Regions from separate parts of the Mus musculus genome. Here region 2 is linked to region 1. Evidence: chromatin contacts called from ENCODE Hi-C data. All regions are on one chromosome and are shown on one strand. Each heading gives the region's core, a stretch centred on a gene start or an enhancer-like site at or near the end of the contact. The rest is flanking DNA. Distances are from core to core; before and after follow the strand shown. Region 1 holds the start of Plekhg1 (pleckstrin homology domain containing, family G (with RhoGef domain) member 1). Region 2 has its middle 21 kb from the start of Cdk19.

Region 1 (2,619 bases), core at 44-2,543:
CAGGTGACTCCAGGTTTCTGCCCCGCTTGAGTTCCTGCCTTGACTTCCTCCAATGTTGAATAGTGATGTGGACGTGAAAGCCAAGGGTTTCCCTGCCCTCTTGGCTTTTAGTTATGGTGTTTCATCACAGCAGTAGTAACTATATGTTGGACAAAAGAATGACTTGCATACCAGGGGGAAGCAGGCAGGACGGCCAGAGTTCATTATGCTACTCAGAATGTGGACACATTGAAAGGTGAATTGTTTGTTTATTAAAAAAGCAAAACAAGCAAAAAACAAAAAACCCTCTCACCCAGTACCATAAAACTTTATAATATGTGGTGTACTACAGGGAGATGAAGTTCTTAGAATCAAGCAGAGTGCGTGGCTGTGTCTTACTACGCCTGGTGAAACACAGGCATATCTGACACACCTGTTTGAAAGGTGCCAAGTGCTACCAAGAATGTCACCAAAAAGGCACCTGTGATAGAGGTCCTATTTTTTATTGTCCTACCTTATGGGTGCCTTTAAACATCTGGCTGTCGCAAAGGTCTCTGCCTCCTTTTCCACTTTTGCTTTCTCTAATCAAAGGTCATCCAGTATGTTCACTGGGGTGGTGGGGGTGCTGATGCCTGAACCCAGTAAGCACCCTTCTCCCATTTCCTAGTGTTGTGACATCATAAGCTACAGTGTGAAATTCGAGTTTGGATGCAAAGAAACGGTGTTGGATCCGATTTCAGAACACTCTGGGAAGTGGCCATGTCCAAGGCTTAGCTGTACCCCAACAGCCCAGAGAAGAGAAGAAAAAAGAAAGCGATGTGGCTGTTAACACAGTAGCAGGGAGTTTTTTTTTTTTTTTAAAGAAGAGAGAAGAGAGAAAAGAAAAACAAAAAGAAAAAGAGGGAAAGGAAAACGGAAAGAGAAGAAAAGGAGAAAAGAGAAGAAAAGGAAAGAGAAGAGAAGAGAAGAGAAGAGAAGAGAAGAGAAGAGAAAAAAGAAGAGAAGAGAAGAGAAGAGAAGAGAAGAGAAGAGAAGAGAAAAGAAAAGAAAAGAAAAGAAAAGAAAAGAAAAGAAAAGAAAAGAAAAAAGAAAAGAGACAAAAACTTTCCCCCCAGAGGCTGTAATTTGACTGCTGTCTTTGGCAAAGCTCCAGAGAGCAAGCTTAATCTCTTTCTGAGCTGCCTCCTCCTCTCTGCCTCTTTCCTCCCGCAGGGCCCCGTGGAGGCGGGCGGGGACCGCAACCCGCTGCAGCGGACCGAGGAGCGGGGCGGGGCGGGACACGCCGGGAGCAGAGTGGGAAAGAGGAAGTGGAGCCAGGCGAGCTGCAGGGCTCGGGGCCGCCGGAGCCGGCGCTGGAGCGCAGCGCACCGCGGAGCCAGCGCTCGGGAGCCGCCCCTCTCCCGTAAGCTCCGCCGAGACTATTCCAGGGACCAGACAAGGGAAGCCGGGGACCTCGGCCACGCGCCCCGAATCTGCAGGTGGGAAGAGCGGGATCGCAGTGCCTGGCCCTGGGCGGGGGGGGGGGGGGGGGGGGGGGGGGGGGGCGGGGCGGGGGGTGTCTCTGAGCGCTGCTCCTGGGAGGGGACTGATGGGGTCGTTGGCAGTCGACTGATGGGGTCGACTCAGGCAGGACCTGCTAGCCCGGCGCTCCCGCCCCTTGCTGCAGCCACCCGGGTTGCAGTTTGCAGCTCCGCGAAGTTTGCTCAAGCGCGCCGTGTGCCACCCGCGCCCCCAAGTCAAGCGGAACTATCCCCAAATAGGACAGTCTGGACAACACCCCAACAGCGGTGCGGGCGCGATGGCGGGGAGTGCTGTGTGCTCCAGCTAGGAGCAGTCCTGCGTGGGGCAGAAACTCGCGTGGGCGCCCCCAAATCAGCAAGTCAGCGCTTTATAGGAGTGACCCGGGAGTCTAGAAGCTGTGCCCCATCCGTCACCCGGACACACGGTAATACCTAGCTGGCTACGACTGTGTGGACTGTTGGCCAGAGGAAAAGGTTGTTGGGGGGCGGGCAGCAGGCCCCGGGGTGACTGCTAGAGCAGACCCCCTCTTTGTGTCCCCCATGGAGTCTCAGAGCTCTACAGTCCAGGACGCCCAGTGAGGAGAGGGTGGTTGGCTTCCTCAGTTTCACAATGTTCCTGAGAAACAATGATGTAGCTGATTGCTTGGATGTGTTGTATGAAGTTGGTATGTGTAAAGCTGACTGTGTGTGCAACCCTGGAATTTCATTAAGCTCTGGCGGCTCTTGGCGCTCTCTTTGTACCACCTTCAGGTGGCCAGAGCTTACTGCACCTATTTTGACAGCGATTTTATCTTCTCAGGAAACCCAGTCACCTCGGGAGGGTTGTTTTGGGGATTAGGGGCACTCTGGATACAAACTGAATACACATTGGATACAAAACCAGTAGGATGCCTTAAGTCTGGGTCAGATTTAACGTTTAATTGAATTCCAGGCTTAGATTGCGTTAAAACCTGTGGTCAGCCTGTTTGAATTCTCAGTTTCTGGAGTTCGCATACTTTCAAAGAATAGATGAGTTTTGGTTTTTGTTGTTGTTGTTAAACTGATGTTTTTTTTGTTTTTTTTTTTTGTTTTGTTTTGTTTTTAAAGTGTATCCAAGTCTATCGTGTCAGAGATCTAAAAC
Region 2 (2,619 bases), core at 50-2,549, about 37 Mb after region 1:
AGCCAATAAGCCCCCTGGTTTCTTCATCCAGGTTCCTGCCCTGTTTGAGTTCCTTTCCTGACTTTTTCACTGATGCTGAAGTATAAGCTGAATTACCCTCTCCTCCCCAAGTTGCTTTGGTCATGGCATTCCATCCCAGCAATAGCAGCTCCAAGACATACATTTTGAAAAAAATTGGATGATCCACACTTAAGAGTTAACAGTAGTTACTTCTCCCAAATGAGACTGTGTATCCAATCTGAATTTACTTTTTGTATATCATAAATCCCTCTATTCATTGACTAATTTTACAGCGATCTTTTACTACCTTTACTAGGCAGGTGCTGTACTAATGAGGTCCATTTCAGTCCCTTTAATATATTTTATTATAAGATGACTATTTACATATGGTGAACCCACCTGTTTGTTCACTAGGCCATTGTGAAGTCCCTGGTCTGGGTAAGACTGGATATTATCTCAAGTAAACACTCTGCAGACCAGCCCTGAGCTATTCTGGCTCTGTTCTTTGTAATGCCTAATTAGTTTCACAGTCTCTACTAGAAGTAAATTTGAATGTTACTGAATAGGTAACCTCACTGAATTCCTATTGAATTCCAAGTTTGTCAGCTTTAAGGATTTTCTGGGACGTTGGAACACTGGCGAAGGCTTAGCTATGTCAGAATTCAATCTTAAAAGGCACTTATAATAAAATAATACTGAAAGAGAGCACGTGCATCCATACACTAGACTAGCTTGGGGATAGGGTATGAGTATACAGGTTATGAGAACATCAAAGTTCCAGGAGGTGAGTTTCTGTGAAACTCTTTGCCTCATGAGTGCTCCCAGGCCTCTCCGCCTGCCAAGCAAACTTCACTGGAGTGGACGTAGCAACCTGGGAGAATCTGAAGCACTCTAACCACTGAGCTCTCTCTTTACAATCTTCAAATTCAGTTTTTGCTCCTGCCTGTGAACATTCGCCGTGCAGTGCTGAAGCAGTTTCCCAAAGCACAGCCTCTAACCTTAACAACTTTCTCTTAAGCTTTACTGCGATGTGTGTGCTTTTTATCTTATCATAACTTAGTGAGAGCGTTCAGTTATTACTGGGAACTGGCAGTTCCTGTCCAGACACTGAAGCCAGAGAGATAATGTTTGTCCTCATGCCTTGGCCTGGGTTCTGCAGATGAACGGCAGGCTGGTTTCCCACTGTCCAGCCAGTGCTGACTCTAAATAAACCAGCCTCTTTCTGATGAGTCACTGTAGCTGGACCCTGGGCCCAAACTGAGGCCCGGGCAAGGGTTTGCTTACATGGTTGCCAGACCAGTTTCTTAGTATACACACAGAGTCGTGCTTGTCCTCTGAACTCCCTTACAGGTCCTTACCCTGCAACCCTGATCACTGACCACGCCCATGCCCCATCGTCCAATCAGATCTCATTTACAAGGCACAAAGGTAGGCATGCCTGTGTTGCCAGCAGTTAGGACTGGGACAGGAGGATCCTGAGTGTAAGGTCTTGAGCTACGTAATAAATTCACATAAGACTCTGTTTCTAAAGACAAGCAAGCAAGCAAGCAAACAAATGAAAACACACACACACACACATACACACACACACCAAAGACAAACTTGTTCAAAAGCCAACTTGTTATTATTGGAGGTTTTGGGCAAAGTCCTGACTTCAGAAGTTTTCAGAGGCTAGAATCTATCACTTAACCCAACATAAGATGTGTAAGCAGTGGTAAAGTCAGAGAGCAGACGGATGTGACCACACTAGGGAGATCAGCTAAGCCAGTGAGTGTCCCATTCTGTCTTCAAGGCTTTGAGAAAGGAACCGAAGGAAGATGGAGCAAGAGATCCTTTGCAGCCATACTTGTGGTGTGGTCCCACTTAGTCCTGGTTCTGCAAGAGGTTCTGGTGAAGTTATAGTCACCATGTGTGCTGGCTGGTCTCACGTCAGCTTGACACTATCTGAGAGGAGGGAACTTCAATTAAAAAATGCCTCAGGCGCTGGGGAGATGGCTCAATGGTTAACAGCACTGGTTGCTCTTTCAGAGGACCCAAGTTCAATTCCCAGCACCCACATGGTGACTGATATCTGTCTGTAGCTCCAGGATCTGAATCCCTCACACAGACATACAAGCAGACAAAACACCAATGCTCATAAAATAAAGAATTTTTTTTAATTGTCTCTAGAAGATCTGGGTGTAAGGCATTTTCTTAATTACTGATTGATGGGGGAGGGTCCTGCCCATTTTGGTTGGTGTCATCCCTGGACTGGTAGTCCTAGGTTCTATAAGAAAGGCTGAGCAAACCAGTTGAAGCAAGTCAGTAAGCAACACCCCTCCATGGCCTCTGCATCAACTCCTGCCTCCAGTTCCTTCCCTGTTTGAGTTCCTGTCCTGACCTCTTCAGTGAATGAAGAATACTGCTGAAGTGTGAAAAACCCCTTTCCTCTGCAACTAGCATTTTTGTAGTCTTTCATCATAGCAATAGAAATGCTAACTAAGTTACCCCTTAATTTAAAAAACTTTACTAGGACTCCAGGAGTTGTTCAGTGGGAGCACATATGCTTAGCTTAGTGTGAAATTTGGGGTCTAATTCCCCAGTCTCAAACAACAATAACAACAATAACAAAGAATCTTA

What was found. A loop is a pair of places that touch in the nucleus more often than their neighbours do.
Region 2: a loop to region 1 is called in a map of regulatory T cell, with 45 times the contacts of the local background. The contact joins the enhancer-like site here to the promoter of Plekhg1 in region 1. A Hi-C loop is called at or near these places in 5 of 37 maps with a recorded cell type or tissue (T-helper 1 cell, T-helper 17 cell, T-helper 2 cell and 1 more).

What each region holds. Positions count from the first base shown.
Region 1 is chr10:3,739,084-3,741,702 of GRCm38, forward strand. It overlaps Plekhg1 (pleckstrin homology domain containing, family G (with RhoGef domain) member 1), which reads left to right and starts at 1,294. Exons shown (of 17, transcript NM_001159942.1): 1 at 1,294-1,457. The region is part of intron 1 of Gm30164 (a long non-coding RNA gene); the gene reads right to left.
Region 2 is chr10:40,327,057-40,329,675 of GRCm38, forward strand. No RefSeq gene overlaps it. Among named protein-coding and RNA genes, the nearest start is that of Cdk19, 21 kb to the right of the region's middle. Within about 2 kb of position 1,300, at least 1 of the 3 ENCODE cell types and tissues checked has a DNase peak (open chromatin) inside an H3K27ac peak, as active enhancers do.